Linked DNA regions of Mus musculus: region 1 is linked to region 2. Evidence: chromatin loops called from intact Hi-C (ENCODE). Cell type or tissue: left cerebral cortex. All regions are shown on one strand. Links, peaks and the distances in the headings refer to the core of each region. The heading gives the core; the rest is flanking DNA. Region 1 holds the start of Adcy8 (adenylate cyclase 8). Region 2 has its middle 380 kb from the start of Adcy8.

Region 1 (12,351 bases), core at 1,347-9,346, 380 kb after region 2:
AATGGCTGAGCAAAGCCTGGATCTGTAAGAATAGTTGAATGTCAAGATTCATTTTATTGCTATGCTCCTTTAGCTGAACAGTATTTTTTGGTTTTAGCCCTTGGTCCCAGGCCTATCTAGTTTTGGCCACATAGGCAGTTTTGGGTGTGGATTTCATCTCATGAAATGGGCCTTAAGTCAAACTAGATATTGGTTGGTTACTCCCACGAGTTTTGTGCCACTATTGTGCCAGTGCATCTAAAGGTTTGTAGCTGGGTTAGTCTGGTAGTGTGCAACACAGTACCTTCCTGTACCATGAACACTAGACCATAGAGGTAAAGGCTCTAGGTAGCACCAACTCAACCTCTCCTTGCTCAGTGTAGGGATTATGTTCAGTAATGGGGCCTTACTGTTAGCTTGTGAAGAGCCACCCGTATCATTGGGAATAGCCTAGGTTGTTTGAAGGTTTCTTTGGGGTCCTTGTGAGAACAAATAACTTGATTAGATATAGCCATTCCTAGTACTAGAGTTACATTTGGTGACACGAGATGTTTCCAGTTTCATGTAGATGACTTTTATATGTGTGCATATTATAGGGCATTTCAACTATATTAGGTTTCTATACATGGTCTCAAATAACCCTTAGTTTTAGATGCCCCTCCCACATTTCCTCCCTTGCCTTTCCTCTCCTCTCTTTCTCCCCTTTATGAATTATAGCCAGTAATGGAGTTAAGGATGGAAAAGAGCAATGGTCAGGCCAAAGACTCTAACTGGAAGCCTGGGATCTTCGAGTCCCTCTTTAGTGTGTTGTGGGGGGAGTAAGGAATGGGGAGGAGGGTGTTCTTGTAATTTTGGAATTCCAGCAACAATGTCATAGTGATCTCACCCTCTAATTAAACCAGAGATCGTCTTTTAAGAAGCAGAATATGTTTATGTCTGTCTCCCTTGGAGGTTCCTTTTTGTTGTTTGCCTGACAATGCTATGAGCTCTGCCTTCCCTGTCTCAAAACCATTTTCTTACAGAGAGACAGTTTTCTCCTTACAGGCACCAAAATCTAATTTAAACTAGTTCCTGTGAAGACCCGAACTGTCTACAGATATTTTATTCCATCGTGTAGCTTTTGAGACAGAGAAGAAACAGGAGTGAAGCTGATACTTTGTTCTTCTACCTTACATACACTGTGCTGCATTCCAGGTGAGATGGTTGTGCAAACTTTTTAAGGCAGTCCTTTCCATAGAGGGCTCTATTTGCCTTAGACACAGGCTTCTCCTGAAGGTCAACAGAAGCAGAAATGTTGTGGTTGTCCTCTAACTACAGCTTTCCAAGGGAAGAAGACATGCCATTTTTCCTTTAGGGACTTCTGACTTGGGAAGCTGCCCTGTCACCAACACCATCCTTTAGAAACAGGATCTCTGGGGTTGAACTCAGTCCAACTTTTCTTTTACATGTAAATATTTAATGTCTTCAGTCAGGGACAGGCTTTCTGTGGGCATTTAACAAAGAGCACATGTTTTCTAGAATCTAAACCTGTGTGTGAATGCAATCAAGCTAAGGAGTCAACGGTACTTCTTGAGGGGACAGCCAATTTTCTTTCTTAAATATAGCTACTGTAAATGTAGTCCGTGGTAGGCATCAACATCACAAAACAAATGTTATTTTCCAAAGAGGCAAAAGAATATTTTATCACTATGAAACTAGTGAAAAAATAGGTTAAGTCAATTGTTTGGGCTAAATCTAATATGTGAAAATCTGTTTTGTTTTTTATTTTTTACAATTATAAAAATAGTAAGCCAAAATGAATAAGCCTTCCACCCATTTACAAAAGACTCTGTTCTGATACATTCATCTGCTATTTGGACTTAAGGATCAGATTTCTCCACATTAAAAAACAAAACAAACAAACAAAAAACAACAACAACAACAACAACAAAAACCTCAGAAATCCCTTAATCTGCCTTTGAAAAATCAGCATACATTTAGTGTTTTCACTTCTACCAGCTTTGCTTAAGTTAGTCATTATTAATTACAAAACTTTCATTAAGTATGTGCATTTGAGACTTGGACTATCCAAATGTACCTAAAGGTACTTATATATAAGAAGCCTCAGTGTGCAGTATCCTACTCAGTAAAATGGGAATCCTAAAAGCAGACAAAGCCTGACTCACAGAACTACTGAAATGGTTAAGTGGGATACTTATGAAGGACTTGGGGATGAGCTTGACAGCTGGTAGGGGCTGGGAAAAAATGTCACTAGCCTTACAATTACCTTTAAGCCAAGGAATATGACAACAAAGAAAGCTGAGCCACCCTTCAAGGGCATCAATGTTTCACCAGGAGAAGCAACGAAAATGAAGATCTGGGATTTAATGGAGGATCTATAATCCCTTTGGTAGGAGCTACACCACTGTTCACAAAGCATATCATCAGATGGCATAAGAGGACCTCGTTCGTGGTCACTAGGGATATCATAAAAGGCTTTATGCAAAGACACTACTCTGGTTTGAAGAATGGGCTGTGCAGCATTTTAGGGGAGAAAGATGAAACGAGAAGTCCAAAAATAAAGGGAAATGTCATTATATAAAAAAGTAAATTTAAAATGTCAAAATACTGTAGTGGGATCACAGTAGATACTGTGAAATATATAGGGAGTAACAGCACGTTCCTAGTCCCTCCCAGGCTCCAACACAATGCTTGGCATGTCTTGAGTAAGAAATCATTTGGTGGTTGGCATATTACAAAATAAGTATAGTATTTGTGTGCACCCAAAGTTCTCGTTCAAGAACAGAATGCTCTGGAGGCTGAAGAGCATCATGTCACCCCAATAAGAAGGACCACGCTTGAATCTTCTGCGCAGTCAGCTCTCTCACTTTACAATAGACTGTGATAGTGCCCTAATAAGAAAGAAAAGGTCAACTGGGCCAACGTGATGTTTTCTCCGAGTTGCTTTTGCTCCAGCCTCTGACTTCATGAAATTCTTGGAGTTTCTCCTTGCAGCAAGCTGTGCTCATTCATCAACCTGAGTCATTTTATCTGATTGAGCCCAAGTCTCCCCCTCTTTGGTCTGCCTCCTCTTGCTGCTGAATAAATCATCCTGGGGAGAGTCCAGCTTGGAGGAAGAATTGTACAGGAAAGTTCCATCTGCCTTCAACTCCTCATTGATCCAGGCTGAACCCTCGGGCTCCAGGAAACAGAAGAACCCGAGGAAACGTCTCCCGCAGGCACTGATGCTTAGGTGGTCACGGACGCAGGTGACTGCACAGGTGCCCTCAAGAAGAGAAAAGCCACAATCCCATCTCTATGTCCAGACCAGAGAGCTTTGGGGAAACTCTTCACTCTTTAGTCCCTTTCTCTCCCCTCCTCCAAATTAAAAGATTAGCCACCCTAGAGTTTCAGAAGTTTCGGAAAGCCTGAGTCCAAGAATCTAAAAGTAGAATAAACTGTTCAGGATGATGTATACATTGGTTTCGTTAATGTCTACATAACAACCTGGCTTTTGGTTTTAGTTTTGTTGTGTTTTGGGTTTGGTTTGTTTGTTTGTTTGTTTGTTTGTTTGTTTTTAATGCTTTGCTCTTAATTTCTAGCTCCCAAGGGTCAACCAGACCCTTAAGGATCAGTTAACAAATTAATATGTTCACAAGCTGAACTTAAAATAGAATCAGCTTTCTTTCTATTCAAAATCCATCGTTTAATCGAGTTCCTTCTCTCTTGAGTGCACCAAATTCCAGAAATGCTGGTGAGGAATGATAACACCTTAAAGGACTTTCCCCTGTTCTTTCTGGATGCTCTATGCGAGGCAGGTGACCTATAAGACTTGGAAAGAGGAGTCAAAACACAGGTTTCTGGGGCACAGTCGCTACAAATAACCCTGAGAATGGTTTGGTGTGGATGGGAGGAGGGCGCTCTGGATCCTCAGGGAAAGCTGTTTTTGCTTAGGACCAAAAGGAGCTAGGAGTTTGCACTAGAAGAAGGCATAAAAAATCGCCTTCTCGGGGTTGGGGTCGGGGGAGATAGGGTGGGGTGGGGGTTGGGAATAGTGTCCTGGAGACCGCTTGGCCAGGTCATTTAGGCTTTCATGGGACGCCGCGGGGTTGCGAAAGCGCCCAGAGCCTGACGTCATTGACCATCAGCTGACTGTGTTCAGGGCCCGAGCTTCACTGGCTGCAGCCGCAGTCGCTGTGGCAGAGGTGTTGATTTCCACCACCTGCAGAATGGGGCTCCAGACTGGTACTGCTACCAGATCCCTGAAAAGCCAGACTCCAAGGACCCCGCTGGATTGGATGCTGATGCAAGAACCGCTGCGGGGCAACTTGGGTTTTGACCGCGACCCTCAACATACCTAGGCAGGCAGGAATGCTGCCTCCAGGAGGCCCCTGGAAATGCCTTTCCGAAGGTCCTCCTTCGCACCTTTCTTGACAGCCCAGTCAAATTTAGTATTCGAAATATGCAGACCACGCCCCCATCCTAATACCCTCTACTACCCAGACCCCGGGAGCAGAGAAAAGTAAAAGGCTGCCCACCGCTATGAGAGTGGCTTCTTGAGAGGATTTTAGTTTTAATCTGAAAGTTGGCATTAAATACACACACACACACACACACACACACACACACACACACACACACTACATCGCTCTCGAGTGGGGAGGGCGGAAATGAGCCCCTCTAGTGCGCGTCTCTGGTCTCAAAGAGTTCGTGGGCAAAGCGGCCTACGATCCTGGCTCTGCACCTGCCAAGGGCAGGAGCCAGTGCTTAAAAAAGAACCGCGGAGGAACCAGCGGGCGCGGCCAGCTGGAGCGCTCCACCGCAGAGCTGCCAGGCTCGGGGCTCCAGCAGCCCGCGCTCGCTCGACCCACCGGTGCGGCCCTTCAAGACCTGGGGCGTCCTGTGCAGATCTGGGTGCCTCCGTGTCCCAGCCCCCACCCCTCCCCCACCCCCATCCTGGGTTCCGGGGGCGTGGTTTGGCGCGGGGGCGGGTTTAAGTCGCCGCGGGTGTCTGACCGCTCTGACAGGTCTCCAAATTCCTCCCAGGCTCCGGTCCCGCTGCGCGGTTCCGAGCGCCCAAGTAGCCCCGCGCTTCCCTGGATCCGGAGGCGTCTCATCGACTTCCACTCGGCCTGGAGCCTCTTCTCGCTCAAACCTTTCGCCTGCCGCCTCACCCGCCAAGGCTCGTTTCTCAGGCTCAGGAATCCGCTCCTGTGGCTTCTCTTCGAACTCAGCTGTTGGCTTTATTACCCTTCCCACTTGTGCTTTCCTCACACCCCCTGGGGTCTGGCAGGCCCAATGGACTCCAAAGAGCGAAGTGAAGGGAATGGGAATTGTGTGCTGCGACCCATCAGAATCGCTACTAGCAGCGGTGACTTAGTCCTGTAGCGGAGGCTGGGACCCTGGGGCTAGCAGCGCCACGATCTTCCTTGAGGAATGCATCAGTCCAGAACCCGCGCTGCCAGTATTTGCTCTGGAAGTGGCCACAATGAGGAAGGAACCGAAGAGAGAGCTTCATTCAGCACACCTCCAAATTAACTGTTTGGTGACTTGTTAGTGCTAAGGCTACCACCTTTCTCCTGCCCTCCCGCGGGGCGCCCTGCCGCCTCACCATCACCCACACCTCCTGCCTCATCGCGCCCGCCTCCAGCTCCGCCCCGGCTCCCCATGCCGGCGCAATGGAGTTATCCGAAGGGCGATGATTGCCGCCACAGCTGCTAACTTAGCACCCATCCTAGCCATCGGTTACCCTTGGCCAGCCTTTCTGCAGCCGCCGAGACGTGGGCGTCCAGAGTCCAGTGCCGCAGCCAGGACCCGCCCGACGCGCAGCAGAAGCGCGGCGCCCAGGCGCCTCTTGGAGAAGGAAGACTGCGCCAAGACGCTGAGCTTAGAGACAGCCAGGGGGCTGGAGCGCAGAAAGGGACAGCGTGGCTCAGAGCGCTGAGGATTTCGCGGACAAACAGCCACCACTTTCACTGCGTATCCAAGCTGAGCTGATTGGCGGGAAGGTGGCTTGCCAGTACACAGGGGTCCGCTGCATTCTACCAGGAACACCTTGCTCCTGGGCTCACTATGACTTGACCTGTGGGGGCCCTGCTCAGGGCTCCTGCAGTCGAACAGCTTAGGAAAGAAGGGATCGCTGCCAAGCGGCCTTTGGGTCTTTAGGAACCCCTATCACCAACTGACACAACCAGTGTCTGTGCCTCCCTCCCCGCGGACCCAAGCCATGGAGCTCTCGGATGTGCACTGCCTTAGTGGCAGCGAGGAACTCTACACCATCCAACCGACGCCCCCGGCCGGCGACGACGGGAGCGGCTCTCGGCCGCAGCGGCTGCTGTGGCAGACGGCGGTGCGGCACATCACGGAGCAGCGCTTCATCCACGGGCACCGAGGCGGCGGCGGCGGCGGGGTCTCCCGCAAAGCCTCGAACCCTGCGGGCAGTGGACCCAATCACCACGCGCCGCAGCTGTCTAGCGACTCGGTGCTGCCTCTCTATTCTCTGGGCCCCGGAGAGCGAGCGCACAACACCGGTGGCACCAAAGTCTTTCCGGAACGCAGCGGGAGCGGCAGTGCCAGTGGCAGCGGGGGCGGGGGCGACTTGGGCTTCCTACACCTTGACTGTGCCCCAAGTAACTCGGATTTCTTCCTCAATGGAGGATACAGCTACCGAGGGGTCATTTTTCCAACCCTACGCAACTCCTTCAAGTCTCGGGATCTGGAGCGCCTCTACCAACGCTATTTCCTGGGCCAGAGGCGCAAATCGGAGGTAGTGATGAACGTGTTGGATGTACTAACCAAACTCACCCTTTTAGTCCTGCACTTGAGCCTGGCCTCGGCTCCAATGGACCCTCTCAAGGGCATCCTGCTAGGCTTTTTCACTGGCATCGAGGTGGTGATCTGCGCCCTCGTGGTGGTCAGGAAGGACAACACCTCCCACACTTACCTGCAATACAGCGGCGTGGTCACTTGGGTGGCTATGACCACCCAGATTCTGGCAGCAGGCCTGGGCTATGGGCTTCTGGGCGACGGCATAGGCTACGTGCTTTTTACACTCTTCGCCACCTACAGCATGCTTCCCCTGCCTCTCACCTGGGCCATCTTGGCCGGCCTGGGCACATCTTTGCTGCAAGTCACCCTTCAAGTACTCATACCCAGGCTAGCGGTCTTTTCCATCAACCAGGTAACTCCTGCTTGCACTTGCTTTTCAGCTCCACTCCCATGGGTTGTTTAGAAATAACTTCTAGAGAGCTGGGGAGGGGGCATTCTTGTAAGTTTGCTTCCTTAGCTTACTTAGGCTTTGTGCGTCTCGGGGGGGCTGGGGGGGGGAGTCAAGGCTCATAATAACTGAAACAAAACGGCTAACTTTACTCTTCTACTCTGGCTGGTAATTGTCCTCTAACATAAGCCTTTCCACTGACACCCAAAGTCTACAGGACACACAGAAGAGGAGAACTGCCTAGATTTGAGCTGTGGCGCTTTGCTAACTCACAGCAGATTGCTGTAAGGGTTTCTTCACTTGGCTTTCTGCTTGGCTTGTTTCTGAATGGATTTCATCTTTGCTAAACATGGAATTGCAGTGCTGGGTGCCCTCCAATAGGTCCTCCCCATCGTTCTCAATCCTATGACAGGGATTTTATTTGGGTAATGTTAGTGCCCTTGGGGATCTACCGTGGTTTTGTCTCTGATTACAGTGCCCAGCCCCTGATCTCTGAATAAATAAATACATAAATAAATAGGTCTCAGGAATTTCAGGATGGCAGACTCTTGGCAAAGAATATAAGTTTTTATTAATTAAAAGAGACGCTTCAATGTAGATGTCTTTAATGAAATACTTAGATGAAGTCTCCAACTCTGTCACTCTCCTTTCTCCCTTTTCCTCTCCCTCATTAAATATGAATGTGCTTATGTGAACAAAGTTCACGTTGTCTCTGGCTGGGAAGGTAGACAAAGAATCTGTTGTTTAAATTCACTAAAACCAATTGATAATTAATGGCCTGACACTTTGTTTAACAAATATCTGGTACTTAGCAGGGAGAGTGGGTGTGGGGGCTTCTCGTTTACAGAGGGAAACATCAACAGACTCAATTTTGGAAGAAAGCAACTGTGAGGTGCTTGGCTAGGGGCCGTTTTGTATGCATCTGTCCTGCTCTCAACATCTCTGCTTACTCTTGTTGTATTGGATTGATGTTAAAACTCTTCTAGTCATGTATAGTGGGCAATCCCACTGCAAATGACTGATGATCTGCAGATCACTAGCCCCAATAGAAAGCTTTTCCCATCATTGCCTTCTGGGGTTTAATTGGATTGGGGGTCTTTTTCCTTTCATGTTGGCTGTGTCTATTTGCTGCGGCTGCTTATCTGGTTAGTTGGTTGACTGTGCTCTTCAAAGTGTCTCCTCCAGGAAAAGCTAAGAGTATCTAAAGCATGTAGCTGGGATCATTGGGCAGGAAACAGGGAGATAAGAGCCCTGCTGAGAGCTGGGTGGGTGAACTTTTCTGCACCATAGGCAATGGTGACTATTCTCTGGAAAATATCCCAAGCTTTTAATATTTGACGCATAGTAGAGTGTCCCTTGAAGAAGGCCTTAAGGCCTTTGCCTGGGATTGTATAATATTATACAGTGTATAAGCTGTGCACTTCAAATTCTGTGGACACAGATGTCTGAACCCCTAGCATGTAAATCTACTTTCTCCCAAGCACCCCTGTTCTTTTCTTCCTTTTCTTTACTATGTTTCAATGTCAGCAAATCATTGCTTTCTTCTTTTGCCCCTCCCTCTTGTATCCTCCTCATTTGTCTCCTGCTTCTCTCCTCCTTTTTGAAGACCTAACTCGGTCTGAGTTGTTCTCACAATCAACCACAGATATCTGATGTATACAGAAAGACTCATTTACAACCTACTGCCTTTCAACAGTAGCCTTACTTGGTACACATTACTGAAAGACCACATAAAATATGCTGGGGTAGTATTTAGAAAAACACACCCTAAGTGTCAAATTATGAATGTCTTCAAAGTTCTAAGTATAGATATGTTTTTCTTGCCAAGTGAATCCAGCAAGCAAATTCTGGCTCCATATTTGTTTGATACTCTACTCAAATACTACCAGATGGGAAAAGATTAAAAATAACCCCCAATGTCTTCCCACTCCCATCCTATGATAAACAGTTCCCCACTGTGAAAACCAAGACCCACGACATGTAAACTAAGCCTTTTCGCCTTTCTGTTTGGGACAGGTTATTGGTTTAATAGGATTTCATAGGCCAAGTACCCTTTCTGCCACAGTGAAGCTACCTGGGCCATAGGATTCTTCAGCTTGGGGCTGCAAGTTCCTTTAAACATTTTCCTTTGGCGCCCCCTAGGGGTGCAAGTTTCTTAGAGCCTGCAGGAAAGTGGAGGGTTTCTCTCTTTTCTAAACCCCTAGGTTTGTGTTATTTTAGGTTTGGTCTGTTGGTTGGTTTGGTTTATTGGTTTCGGGGGCGGGGAGGGGCGGGGGGAATATGTTTTATTTTGTTTTTCCCTGCTTTAATTTTAAGAAGTACTGGTTTATTTCCCATGTTCAGTGCACAAATCACATGTAAAACTTGGTAAGAACCTCTGAGGGCCACTATAGTGAATTCCTAAGTGCTCACTCACCACAACCTACTCTCTCCCCCAGGGGCTGCTTGTCCTCCTCGAACTCTCCCTCTTCTGCTCTTCTTCAGATCCTAAATTCTCCACCCATCTTTCCATCTTCCTAATATCTCATGAACTTTCATACCTCTTTGTCTTTACATCTGCATTCTGGGTCAATCCCCCGCCCCCTCCCCCTATTCTTCATTTGATCTGGCATGTTCTATTTGTCCAGATTCTCACAAGCCACTCTTCCTGGTGCATGCCTTGTTTGGGTTTCTCTGCAGCAATCACACTGTCTGAAACTATCTTATCATTTTGTTGTGTCTCTTTTGTGTTTACCTGAAGTCTCGATGCTAACAAGAACACACACACACTAAAAGGGCAAGAGATTGCCCTCGTGTTGACGATTTCATCCATAGCACTTAAACAAATACCAGACACAGAGTAGGCACCTAAGGGAATCACTATACAAACAAGACTGCTCATCACATGATTACAAGATATTCAACTTCCCAAACTCTTTGTTGATTAAAGAATCCTCCACCCATGCACATCCATACAAGCATGAATACACAATTAAGTTGTTTGTATATAAGACAGGCTTTTACTTCTAAACACTGTTTGGAGAAACCAAAATACACAGCATGCCATTTGTACAATATTTTACATAGAGCTTAGATCCTTTGTTGGTGTTGCTATACCTGATGATATATAGGCAATATTGCCCTTCATTTTAATTTCGAAGAAGAAAGATCAGATTTTCAGAAACACAGGGGGCTTTCTGAAGCCAGGGAGCTAACAGGTGATAAGTACAGAATTAGAATTTGAACTCCAGTGCTAACTATTCCTCAGCAACCTCTAAGGGCATCCTTTCTGCAGACTAAGAGTAAAAGGGACTCCTTTTGCTAGTCAAGAGAGTACAAGGCCATACACTACATCAATGAGCATTTAATGAAAAATGCAGAAGGGAATTGAGAGAGAAAATGCCAGAAATGGCATAGATTCTTTAAAATCATTCTGCTCAGCTGGGTACCAACTCATCAACTGAAGGCCATAAGCCCTTTGAATATCAGGTCTTTGCATTAATCTTAATTCCCTTTAAGAGGATGGCTCAGGTTTAACTTAGTATTTTCAAGACTCATGGGATTAAAATGAGAATCCAGTGTCAGCTACACCCTGTCAGCTGGCTCACTTCACTGAAAATGTCATCTTCAAAAGTAATAAGCGAGCCAGTAATTGCCTTCTTAATCCAAGCCATGAGTTTCTGCTGCTACTGTCTCCACCCCTAAGAAATCACATCTGTGCCTTGAAAGGGCAACCACTGTGCTTCAAATCTCTGCAGACCCCACCGTAGGAGCAGACAAAGCCCCTTGTGAATATGCATCACAAGTTGATTCCCACTGTGGATATGAATCTTAATCTTAAAAGGCTCACTAAAGAGAATTTTCTTCTCAGCATAGAAATGGTTTGTATTCTTTCTACTCAGGCAGCAAACTAAATCGCTGCCCTCCAAATTCCAACACACAATACAACAAAACACGCACATGTGCACTCACACACACACACACACACGAGAGAGAGAGAGAGAGAGAGAGAGAGAGAGAGAGAGAGAGAGAGAGAGAGAGAAAGTATAGTTCATGGAAAATATAACAAACCACCCAAATTGCCCACATATTTTGTGGGTCCAGTAACACTGGAAATAATGAGAAAACTTCTTAAGTTGCAAAGCCCAATTGTAACATTTGTTTTTTCTAACTTAACACCCTATAAGAGTTCAGTTGCAGGTAGCCTGGCGTCTGCCCTTCAGCCACTGAATTAAAATTAAACTGTGTCAGCCTCACATATGGTATGCATATCAATGACACTGAGAGTCTTCCGCATACTCTCTAGGAAGTTGATATTTCTCCATTTTAAGCCAATTGTTTATCCACCAGTTAGATTTATTAATCAAAAAATGTATTATAAGATAACATTATACATATAAATGAAATATAATAATAAGGTCCCAGATATATTCTAAGCACCATAGCTATGATTAGCGTTTTATTCTAATTTAATTTGATTTAATTTCTTGGGACAGTAAGAGGGGCTACCTAACATTTGAAAATCATCTTGTTCTCATTCTTCAGCTCATTAGACACAGGATGGTAGAAATCATTGCGTTGTTGGAAAACTGAGAGCAGTAATACTTAACCAGAAAGATGACTGCACTGTGCTTCTTCTCTCTCGGGGGATCTAAAATGTTACAGCCAGTGACTAATTAGACGTCTGTGCCCCTTGTCGAAGCAGATAAGGAGATAAGTGTAGAGAGAAAGTGATTTCTGCAAGATAACCCTGTGAGCAGATGCGTACAGGTATGCAAATCCAGATTAATCCTTGTTCAAGGTCATGCTGTCAGTTAGATAGCTCTTTCCTGTCTTAGACAGATCTCATCAAACCGCAGAGACTACAACCAGACAAATGCTGATTAAGTAATGATTCTTGAATTTGACAAATAATGAGACCCAGTTAGACTGCTCTCCTATCAGTAATTGTGTAGGACAGCATGCAGTTGTAGGAGGTAAGATAGAGAGGTGTGATGGGAGCAGTGGGATTTTAGGAGAGAAACTGTGGTTTAAATATGCACTTAAGTGAGGCATTGACCTCAGAGTAAAAACAAAGAAGAGATAATAGAGTTATAGCCTCTCTCTCTCTCTCTCTCTCTCTCTCTCTCTCTCTCTCTCTCTCTCTCTCTCTCCCTCCCCCCCCCTCTCTCTCTCTCTCTCTCCTCGTTTATACAATT
Region 2 (12,351 bases), core at 2,492-10,491:
AAGAAATTACTCTTGTGGAAGGAGACAGGTATATCTTACTACAACCTGTACAGTTGGATCTAAGAATGCAGCTTTTGTGAGTTGTTGTTCATGCTACTGTGGGCTTTTCGATGATGAAGTTACCTTTGAGACACCTATGTCCCTGTCAATAAACAACAACAATAAAATCATTGCTTCACCAAACTGTGCTCAAGAGGAATCCTTTCTTGTTGATGGATGTTTATTTACTTTTTCCTTTGTCCATTGTTAGTGCCTTATCTTGGGTGAAAGCCATTTGTTTCTGTCTCCCAGGGGATAAAACTCTCATATTTCCTCTCCATCTTTATGTTCAGTCCCCTTTCTTCCTCTCATCTCAACAGTTTGCTTCACTTCTGTAATTACAGCTTCTCTTCAAATATTATCCTACAGATATGATTTTCTTTTCTTTTTTTTACTTTATTTATTTATTTATTAGATATTTTCTTTATACACATTTCAAATGCTATTCCGAAAGTTCCCTATACCCCCCCACTCCCCTACCCACCTACTCCCACTTCTTGGCCCTGACATTCCCCTGTATTGGGGCATATAAAGTTTGCAATACCAAGGGGCCTCTCTTCCCAGTGTCTTTCTCTTTTCTCAACATGAAAAACTAAAGTGTAGGATTGAATCGCTTGACTTCAATGTGTCTTCCTCTTCATCTGTTTTCACACTGGCTCTCCTGTGGTCCAACTTCTCATTCTCAGTTACTTTGACCATGGCAAATCTCATCATCTCTCACAATTTGTAAGTCTCTCATCAATCTTCAGTATCCTGTAGTTATCTCCTTGACAGATATCAGTTTCCTCTCAAAAAGACCTCCCTAGTACCATTAACCTAATTTGCATTAATTCCAAATTCCCTAGCAGTCTGGAGTAATTTTATAACTTTCTTTCTTGTGTAAATTTCTAAAGTGATAACTATGCCTTTGTTCATCTTCTGGTCTTTCTCTCTGCCTATTCACCATACTGTTACCCGCACTCTTCCTTCCAGAGAGTAAAGATCTATTTCTCATTGAGAATCAAACATTGCCTATGTTGGTTCTTCTATGATTCTCACTTTAAAGAAAAATTCTCCTGTTTTCCTCATACCATGTGGCCTTTGCTGTAAAATACTGCCATTCCCCCCCCCTTTTTTTAGTTTTCTAGGTTATTTATTTCCTGTTTAATCTATTAAGTGATGTTATTTCAATACAAAAACTATCCTTAATAGGTTACCTTTTGTAACTTCCAGGTATCAAGTGCATGTTACATGAATTGCCTATGCCTAAAGACACAGGGTTCTTTTGTGTACAGCACTTTCCAGAGTAGGAGTTTGAGCCCATGAGTACTTCCATGCTGTGGACATTTTCATACCTCCACATAGCACTAGGACATCAGTGCTTGCATCTGTCTTCTTTATACCTTTTTTATTTTGGTACAATTCATGAAAATCTCTTTGTAACAATTTCTTCAACTTTAAAATGGGTAATTTCTTCATTTATTTAAGGAATGTGTGTCTAAAAGGAAGAGAGTATAGAATAGAGGTTATCAAGAGAAGTATAATCCATGCCCTTAAAAAGATTTTTTGTATCATTTTGAGGAAGACAGAGAAATAAGGACTGTATGGTCCATCAGATGTTTCTGTGCATTGCAAAGCATAATAGAGTAAGGCCTGGGGTATGGGATGATGGAGTATATGTCGTGTTAGCTTCACTTTTTAGGGAAATTTGAGGAGCATACAGGAAAGCCATGTGGATATTTGGGGAAAAACATTAAAAGCAAAAGGAAGCGCAGGGATAAAATCATAGGTACAACTGGTACAGATGCCATGAGTAGTGAGTATTACAAGACATAAATGAGTTGATAAATATGAGCTCTTACTGCATGGCATGGCTACAGTACATATTAGCCACTTTCAAAAAATATTGATTAAATATGCAAACTGTTGCCTAGGAAGTAGAGTAGCATGCCAACAATTGTTGAACTTGTAATATGAACCAGAAACTAATATTTTTGGCACTATCCAACTTGCAGGGCTCACATTGCCAACCTGTATTGGTTATGAGATCTTGAGGAAGAGACTTATTCTCTCTGTGGCTGATCTCCTCATTTGCAAAAATGGGGCTAATTCAGGGCCATCTTTCTGGGACTGTGGTTAGAATTAAATGGGTTAATCTATATAAAGCAATTACAACAGCATCTGGCACTTGTTGGCCTTCTCCATATTTTTGCAATGATCATCTTATAGATGAGAACACCTGAGGCCCAATGGGTAACGAAGCTTATCCAAGTCAGCCCTGTCAATAACAACAGGCAAGAGAAATAGTTAAATCTGTCTGATGGCAAACTCTCTGTGAGTTCCTAAGCATAAGGCCCCCACAGATAGGAGGCTAGTGATGGAATGTACCCAGTATTCTTTGCTTCTTTGTCCAGCCCCCAGGAGAACAAGCTTGACTGAAGGATCCCAAGAACAATTCTTCAGCAGTGTTTTCCTCATCTGGCTTTCTGAAGTTTCTAATAAGTCCTTAGTTTCTAATAAGATGTAACACAGGCATCCTCTGAACTGTAAAGCTTCAGTAGAAAAGGTCTGTGTTTAACCTTTCCTCAAAAAAAAAGCACTCAATGCTTTGCAGCAAGCACCAATCCCCCCCATCCCTATTCAGTAATATATGATTGTCACCTAAAGTCTTTTATTCATTGCCCCTCAGTGCACCCCACATTTGTTTCCTGATTATTAAAGGATTTAGCTTTTACTCTCTGAATGACACACACCCGCAGAGAGGCACCCCGTGGCCTCAGCAAAGATTGTGTAGCGATTCCCTTAATTCGGACATACGTTATTTAATTCTATTTCTGATGACTTTAAATCACAGTTTGTGTGTGCCTTTCTGTCTCAGCAGATGGCAAACGGACCATTCTTTCTCCAGATGGAGCTGGCATGATGGCTATTTTTGGCTGGAGAGTTTGATGACAGGGAATATAAAAGGGGACTTTTGTTTCTGCTGTTAATTTCCTAGCTATTGCCTGCCTTCTTTTTCTCCTGATTTGCTTTGTAGATGTAAACTTCCACATCATTGTGCTTCAAAATCTGTGAATCCATGTTATTCTCAACTTGCCCTTTCTAATAACTAATCAAAAAAAAAAAAAAAAAGGCAGGCTAAAAGAAGTGAAGGAGGGGAAAGATTAAAAAGAAAGGCTTCATGACTACAATTGTTTCAGAAAACAAATATCTCATAATAACATATTTTGCTTGTTCCAAATTGGTTTGGAATTCATTTACTCATCAAGATGCCAAAAGACAACTGGGACCTTAAAAAGAGGAATGTGAAGTTAGTATATTTGCAAACACACTCAAATGTGTTCTGGCTGTGAGGGCACACACTTCTCACCCACTCATTTTGACATAATTTATTCCACAAAATTGTTATTTCAGAAAGCTGCTGATTGACAAGGAAGCTTAGGTCAGAGAAGAGTGGTTTCTAAAATAAGGCATCTGCAAGAGACATTGCAGAGACTCTAACTAGAGGTACTAACTTTATGATTGAACATACAAGGCCTCTGTGGCTTGACCAAGGTCTCAGTAGCTTGTGTAGGTCATATCCTTGGCTGAAACCCTGTCACAAATTCATTCAGTCATGCTGTGCTCATGAGCTTGCATAAAAATGATATATAAGATTTTATTATGGTTTCAAAAACTATGAGGATCTAGGACATTATTAAGGAGAAATCAGACTCATGAATTTACATACAGACAAATCTAGCACATCATCTCATGGCTTCCAAATTCTGTTCTGAGGCATTTAACATTATGCAGAATTATCATGGAGAATACCATGGAGACAAAAGGCCATAGTGGCTGTAATTCTAGGAGAATTCTCTTTACCAAGACCCACCATTGAATCAGAACTCTGTTCTCTTCATCTTTTGATATTTTTATTCATAAATATATTGATATATTTTATTCCTATATATGAATATATAATAATACACACATGTATATGTATAGACATACACACACACACACACACACATATATATATATATATATATATATACACACACACACATACACACACACACATATGTATATATGTAAGTGGTCAGAAACCAGGAGACATTAAGATGGACTGATTGGTGTTCCCTCATCTGTGGAAGGATCACCACATGGGCTTTCTCCTAATTAGGTTGACATCTCTATGGCTGTCATCCTTGTTCAAATCATGTTTGGGTAGTCATGTTGGTCAGATTTAATAATCGTAGCTTCTGATGTTACTTTACTAGGAGACACAATTTCACAGCAATTTCCCTAATCCTCTGACTCTTACAATCTTTACACCCCCATGTCTTAAGTAGAGAAGTGTTTGGTACATGTATCCATTGGAATAATAATCCCTAATGAAAAAAATAGGCCATTGATTTTAAGAGCAGGGAGGTAGTACATAAGAGTTTGGGAGCAGAAAAAGGAAAGGAGAGATGTAATAAAGTTATAATCTAAAAACAAACCAAAAAAAAAAAAAAAAGATAGGTTGATTGAGTTTCACTGGCAATTTTAGCTGAGTGACATATTTAATTAATTTTCTCAAAGTTATTGGTTGAGGTAATAGTAGCCTTATAAAGATGTGACTTCTCTGTGTTTCTCACCCTGTCTCAGCATGATTGCCACAGTCATCGTGCCTTGGAGAGGTCACATAACTGGAACTTGAAAGTAAGGCCAGAGATGTGAGTCCTGAACTCCAGCCTGGAACCAGTTTCATGGTAAACCAAGAATGTGTCTAACCCAAGCACTTAAGTTTTAACCAATCGATAAAAGGAATGTATTCAAGAATCAAGAAGACCCTTTAAAGTAAAACTTCTTTGTCTCTGACCGACAGAAATGCAAAACAAGTTCTAAGCCAGATCAGAAAACTGAAATCCAGTTCAGGAGCCTCAGAGAGGACTTAAGCACTAGAGGTAACAGATGAAGAGAACTCTGAGTCCCATAAGAGTCTCTTGACTCAGCGGGTTAAGGAAGATGGGACTCTGGAAGGAAGGAGAAATCAAGGACGTTTCCCTGGCTCAAGATCAGGAAAAAGCAGGTAATCTTCCAGACACTTCTCTGAAGCTCCTCATCATGCAATAGCAATTGCTCCAGGAACCTTCTAACAAGTCACTGCGTCTGGGAGCTGGCACACTTCATGGAACCTCTTGGAGTACTTCAATTCACGTTTGAACTGTCCTCTATCAGACAGCCTGTAGTTCTTAAATATGACGTATACTTAGACTGTCTAATCCTGTCTATATCCCTACAACTGCCAAAGTTTCCAGGGTTGTGGGCTCATTCGAATTTTTTTAACTCATATTTTGTGCTTCATTTTCTCATTCTAAAAAGAACTGCCACCAAGTTTGTCCTTAAGTCAGTTCCTTACCTGTACTGTGGGAGACTCCCAGACAGTTGGAAGGGGTAGGACTGGATTGTAATGCCCATTTATCGACTGCTAGAAATTGACAAACTCGAGGACTGAAGAACCACATGAATCTGAAGGGAGAGTGTAGCATTCAGTGGGAGATTGTGAGAGTGCAAGTGGTAAGCACTGGGCATTGCTTCAGTTTTCTTAAAGGAGAAGTACAGCTTTTGCAAAATGTTTATATGGGCCTTATTTCTGGCACTTTGGAATTACACAGATGCAGAGTCACTAACACAGTCTGAGAAAGAAGTTGCTTAAAGATGGGATACTAGTCTCCATGTAGATGGCTCCTGCAAGTCCTATTCTAGATCCAGATCCAGAATCTGCTGAGATATTGCAGAAACTCATGGAAAATATTCTTAAAGTCTCCCTGAGGCATCATTGCTTCTTAATATGGTTCTGTAATAAGGGTCCATTGGGATCTATGAATCTGTAGTTTACACTTTTCATGGTATTTGGGAAAACCTAAACTGTATTATCTTCAAAGTCTTAGTTATTTTCTTTTGCTCTTCTTTAAGGAATCAAATAAAATGATTATCACATTAAGCGTAAACACTTATGGTATTTTCTTTCTCAGTTTTGTTTCTATGCTCACAAACACATACACACACACGTGCATGCACACACACACTCACACACATCCTCACAATCCTGGGGTTAAAAGCATGCACAATAATGCTCAGCTTTTCATATGGGTTTCGGCAATTTGAACTCATATCCTCATACTTAATAAACCAGAAACTGTTACCTACTGAGCCATCTGATGTCTACCATAACAAAGTTTCCTTTGACAATGATGAGTATATCTTTGCTTTTTTTTTCATATTATTTTTGTGTAATTTTTAGATGTCTTAGTCCCTATACCATCAATCTGGTATTTAAATACATCTTCCTTATTTCTATGAAACATCCTTACACTGGACTATAGGAATCGTAGTTAGTAATAACTGTAAGTATCTTTTGTAACAATCATTATATCTGTGTCTATTTAGGTTCACTGACATGGAAGGATGTTTATTTTCAGTGTGGATTATATCCTGATTTTCTGCATGTTTTTGAAATTTTGTTGTACTCCATACATTCTGGAGTTTACTTAATGAATATAATGTTATCACTTTATTCCTAGAAACATTTTCCATCTCTATTCTGGGATGTTGTATATGTTAGATATAGCTTTCTTCTTGTTTTGTTTGTTTGCTTGATTTTGTTTTATTTTGCTGTTGTCAAAAATAGTTTCTTGCTTTTTAATCTTGGTAAGCGAGTTTGGAGAAGTGGTTAGTCTAATGCTCATTATTTCTTACTAATGAGGTTTCATACAGTCTTCTGTGTATTCTTCCCAGTACATATGAACCAGTGAAGTTCTACAGGCTGGCTGGAAGATCTGTGTGCTATCCCCACCAGTGGGCACTGTAACCATCATTTCTGTCGGCTGACATATTCCAGGCCTCTGACTTCTTCACTGCATATATTGACCAGTACATGCCCAAGAAACCCTCTGAAGACCTATGGCCTTTCTATCTATTCAGCTCTGCTCCTGCTTCATCTTCTCTCCTGAGTTTACAATGTACCTTCATCTACCCCATCTTTCAAGCATGGCCTCTCAATTCAACACATTTATGTGGATCTAATGTCCCAGTATCCTCCTGTGAGCAGGAAACTCTTTCAACATAATAAGTTGTGAAAATCACAGGGTGAACCTCCTGCATGCTGCCAGTGTTCTCTTTCCTTTTGTAAGATGCTTAGCAACAGAAAGTGTGTGTGAAAATATGCTGCGGAGACAGCCCACAGTCACAGTTTTGACTTAAAAGTCTAACCAGAACACTGGTGATTGGAACATAAATCCCTTCGAAACCCGTATTGATGAATACAATTCCTCTTTGATTTTACAATACCTTTATCTTATTCTGTACCTCACCACATTACCTAGAGATGACAACTCTAGTGACTGCAATGCATTGCATTGTGGGTAGTAGTAACACTTCACCAGTAGCAACAGACACCCAGTACTTCAAGTCAATATTAGTTCAAACTCTCCACCAATAAATATGTCTGTTTGGTAGGGGTGATAGAACAAGGTCCAAGTTCTTTATCTGGATCCTTCTGCCCTCTGATGAATAGTGACCCACTGTGGCTCTGCTTTAGATGGCCCCATCCTCCTTAATACTGGAGGAGGTTCCGGTAGCAACGCTATTTTATCACAGAATTAATGGCATCTTGACAATGGTGTTCCCTTTTTTTCTTAGTTCAGTTCTCTGGATTGTCTCGATCTGTTTTTTTTTTTTTTTTTTTTTTTTTTACTTACTTACTTTTAAAGCAAATGACTGGTAATTTAATTCCCTGTCAAAGAATCAATTTCCAACATAACACATAACATTCACTATACAGAAATGCTACCTAAGTATTGATTCAAATATTAAACTCCTTAAAACTTCATTTACTGATGTAAATTTTAACTTGAGAAAATTGATTTTCATTCTGGGAAAGGACAATGTTGTATTTCAGAGTCAACACTATTTAATTTTCTATCCTCCAATGTAGGTAAGATAGCTAAGAAGGTATAAATTGATCAATATGAACCCTATCTTATCAATGTGGGAATTCTCACCCAGATATTTCTGTTACTGATATGTTCTATAGTTTAAATGAAATTTTTATTTTTAAATTCTTGGTCGGTTTTGTTCAAAGTGTGTAAGATATTTTAGATGACCACTTTCTGACTGAAATATTAAAGTCTGTTTGGATGGTAGCCAATATGTTCAATTTCTTTTTATAACATGAAATTCTCATCTAAATGTGAAGAAATATAGTTTAAAAGATATAGTTTCCATGACAAAATTTTTCTCTTTATATCTTGACAACCAGAACTGGCTTCTTGCCACACTGAGAATTCACAATCCAATTAAACTAAGCCATTTTAATCACTTAATTAAAGAACAGTTCTTTAAATTGAGCATGAGAGTAGGGTTAAATAATCCCAAATAGATTTAAAAACTGCTTCGGGAGGGTAAGAGAGTGTCCATCTCTATTTCACGAGGATGCTTCAAATGTAACCAGCTGTCCTCTTGCCTTTTTTTCTGCGTAACGAAGGTCCTACTTGTAGTTGGAGAGCTACTTCAGTGGTTAAGAGTGCACATTGCTTTTAGCATCCTTTTGGGGTAGCTCATGACCATCAGTACTTCCAGCCTCCAGGGCCTGTGCTTACTTTCACCTTAGCAGGCATTTACACACACCTGTGTACATAGCTCCTCCCCCACACATATAATTTGAAAACCTAGGAAAAAGGAACCTCTTTAAGAAAGAAGATCATAGCTCATTCAAATACAGCTGCTTTGTGTTCAAGTCAAAATAACTTCTTTAATGCTGTGTTTGTGTTTCCTTTTCTTTATGAGAATAGTAGATAGGGATGAACTGGAAGACGATCTACCTTTACATATAACCTGGGTCATATTTTGATTGTAATACTGAAGCCCTCTTTTTAACCAAAGATGATAATAGAAAAAAAATCTTCCACATTGCCTAATAAAATCCTTGCACCCATCATTTCTAGTGGTTGTACATTGTTCCCTTAAAAAGATTTTCCATGTTTAATAAATTAGACCATATATTATTACTGTTTGTAGTGTTAAATATGATCAACATAGCTAACACCATCTCTGTCCAGCTATAATCACCTGTTCATTCCATGTTGTGGCATGTTCTTAGGCTGTAAAATTACCTGCACTGGGGCCAAGAGGATGGCTCAATGGCAAAGTGCTTGCTGTGTAATTCAAAGAACTCTAGTTGGTTCTTTGGAACTAACATAAAGGGAGAAGGAAACAATGGACTCCACAGAGTTGTCTGATGGCCTCCACATGTGCTCTATGGCACACTTGCTTCTACCCTTCAAATCATATACACAAAAGTAAAAATAATAAAATATTAAAACAATGAACTGCAGCGGGTACAGTCAGAGAAAGTAACATTTGACCTTCTCATTTGGACAGTTTATGTCTCTAAGTCTAGTGCTTGTATTGGCATCTATGCCTATCCTGAAAAACAGTAACCTTTATAGCAGACAGACAAGCATGGCTGTTGGAGGTTGTATACTCTCTTCCCCTAGTACAGGCTCTGAGAGAATGGGAAAAAGAAAGGAATGGTTCCCAACAATCTAGCTCATCTTGTATTTCTGTTGATATGTAAACATCTTTGTGAGCCCTTGGCCAGACAAGGGACAACTTCTCTGTAATTCAATGCTCCATTCTTTATGCTCTGTAAAGCAATCAACATTGAAGTGCCGACTTCTTCTGTTTCCTATGGATATTTGGATGGTTGTCTTGGTTTTGATTTGGGTTTTGGTTTGTTGCTGTTGTTGTTTTCAGCATTACAATTGGTATTTAAAGAAAATCATGGGTTTTCACTACAGGTTTTCACTACATATTTCTAATATGAGAATATAACATGCCATATACTCCAAAACATACTGTTTCTTGGGGGCTTACATGGTGCCACAACTGGAATATTCCAAACGGTGAAACTATTGCAGGTACAAAACTATTAAAAGAATTAAATGAAAGTAATTCCAGGCTGTTTGCATAGGTGCATATTAAGCACAATGGAGAGTATATTTAAATTTAGATTCCATTCTTATCTCATTAGCATATATAAATAGACCAAAACTCAAATTATCTGAAACTTCGTGGCTCAAACTACTTCACATAATGGGTTTTCAACCTGTGTTTTATTCATATTTAGAAATGCTTGAGAGATTTTAAAGTTATTCTTGCCTGTAAACTGTAGATAATCATAGTTTGAGGAATGAAGATAAAGGACATTATCCTTGAATGATCTCTTTAGAATATTAGCAAATAATGATTGAATCATTATCACTCATGGGCCTGTGTTTGAAGGTGCCATGGACAGAATTCATAATGCTAATCTAGCTGTATCCTTTTGGTACATGGGCAGTGGCGTGAAGTGATGAGAATACTGGGCATTTGGGCTGAATTGAATTGAAGCTGAATTGGCCTCTGCCACTTATTAACTCTCTGCATTTAGACTCAATGCTGTTCCTTGCTGATTTCTAATGTTCCTATCACTGGATGTGGTACAATTGGAAAGCTTCTAACATGAGTATAAAGAACACATTCTGAAAAGTACAGTGAATGTTAGCTAGGAAGCACACAGTGAAGTGACTGGGGAAAATTCTACACACAGATCTGAATTAGAAGAATGTGTGTGTGTGTGTGTGTGTGTGTGTGTGTGTGTGTACTCAAGGATTCTGTTTTCTCTACTTGGAAAAATCATGATATCAGTACTTATTAATGTGAAAGATTAAAGGAGATAATTGATGTGTGCAACGGAGTTCTTGAAATATGGTGTTAGTTGACTGACTTATAGCATCACACTGTTTTATTTTCTCCTCCTCCTCTCCAATTCAGATTTGTAGCCCAGTGTGTTTTCCAAACGCTAGCTTCTTGTCAAGAAATGAATGCTGTATGTCATTTTGATATGCAGTTAGTTTCATAGTGCCTTCATAGTAACAGGCTGTTTTTAATCTGTAGATGTCAAAAATACTTAATAGTAGATGCAAATGCCAAAGGAAGCTTTTTTTCTTAACAGCATTTTGCTGCCTTTTCTAAAGCCAAAGTTACCCTTAAAGAACTGAAGCCCTACTACTTCATCTCCTTTTACATAAGCTAAAACATTTGGCAATGGAATAGATAGCAGACACAGGGTCAGTGCTGGTGTTTTGGGTAGGCAGGTAGGTAGATGAGCACCATAGAGAGCCAAACACCTGAAGAAGTGGAGAGCTTAGGTAGATGGCTGAGTAGGTAAAGTGTTTGCTGTGCAATTAAGAGGACTGATCCCTGATCCGAACACATATGTAATAGTCCATGTGGCAGCACCAACCTGTAATTTCTATACATACACAACACACACACAACACACACACACACACACACACACACACACACACACACACACACACACGTGAATCCTCTGGGTTTGTTAGCCAATTGGTAAGCTCCCGGTTCAATGTGAGACCCTGTCTCTAAAAGTTTAAATGGAGATTGATAGGAGAAAATACTTTCACACCACACACACACACACACACACACACACACACACACCACACACACACACAGAGAGAGAGAGAGAGAGAGAGAGAGAGAGAGAGAGAGAGAGAGAGAGAAGAGAGGGGGAATCTTAGATTATAATGTATAGTTATCCAGATCCTGAAAGTATTACACCATGAACCTCCCTGTCCCCCCTGTCTTAAAAATTAGACTTTTATGTACAAGAATGAAACGCTTCTTACGGTTTCTACTCTTGCCTTTCTATTAAAACTTTAAATGTCCTAGTACTTAATTTTCTAATTGTGTGAATTAGATTTCCAGTTAGTAAAAAATAAATAATGGTCAAAAAAGTCATTTAAGACTGATTACTCTAACTAAAAAGACACTAGTTAGAAGAAGTTTATTACTGATAACTGAGAATAATGATGAATTCCTTAAGGCAGTGGTATCAACCTGTGGGTCATTACACCTTTAGGGAACTGAAAACCCTTTTACAGGAGCCACCTGAGAGTATCAGGAAACACAGGTATTTACACTGACATTCCTAACAGTAGGAAAATTACAGTTATGAAGCAGTAAAAAAAAAATAATATTAGGGGTCATCACAACATGAACAACTGTGCTAATGTGTTGCAACATTAGGAAGGTTGAGAACCGTTGACCTAAGGTCAGCTTTATTCTCACTATTCAGTCAAAACCTGCCCCTCAGCTTTAGAGTTTCCACTTAAAAGGCTGCATGTCTGAACCTGAGCTTTATTTTTTCCCACCCTGAACTTGAGTGATTTTTATGAAGAAACTGAAATAATAATGTATGTAAGGGGATTAGTTTGCACATGCTCCTTTCCAGGTAGA

What was found. Peaks named below come from ENCODE experiments on the same cell type or tissue, not always from the same donor. Only the 100,000 strongest peaks of a DNase experiment are listed, where the experiment ranks them.
Region 1: it touches region 2 in a loop (2.1-fold over the local background); 2 of 42 quality-filtered maps call a loop at or near these places.

The regions. Positions count from the first base shown.
Region 1 is chr15:64,914,939-64,927,289 of GRCm38, reverse strand. Adcy8 (adenylate cyclase 8) reads left to right here and starts at 4,994. Exons shown (of 18, transcript NM_009623.2): 1 at 4,994-7,138. The coding sequence starts at 6,185. In left cerebral cortex, for the core only: CTCF peaks have their summits at 6,237 and 9,307 (motif pointing left); DNase peaks (open chromatin) are centred at 6,991, 7,421, 8,473, 9,292 and 7 more places; H3K4me3 peaks cover 5,569 bases; H3K27ac peaks cover 4,354 bases.
Region 2 is chr15:65,298,788-65,311,138 of GRCm38, reverse strand. No RefSeq gene overlaps it. Among named protein-coding and RNA genes, the nearest start is that of Adcy8, 380 kb to the right of the region's middle. In left cerebral cortex, for the core only: no CTCF peak of the experiment used is centred there; DNase peaks (open chromatin) are centred at 2,924 and 7,198.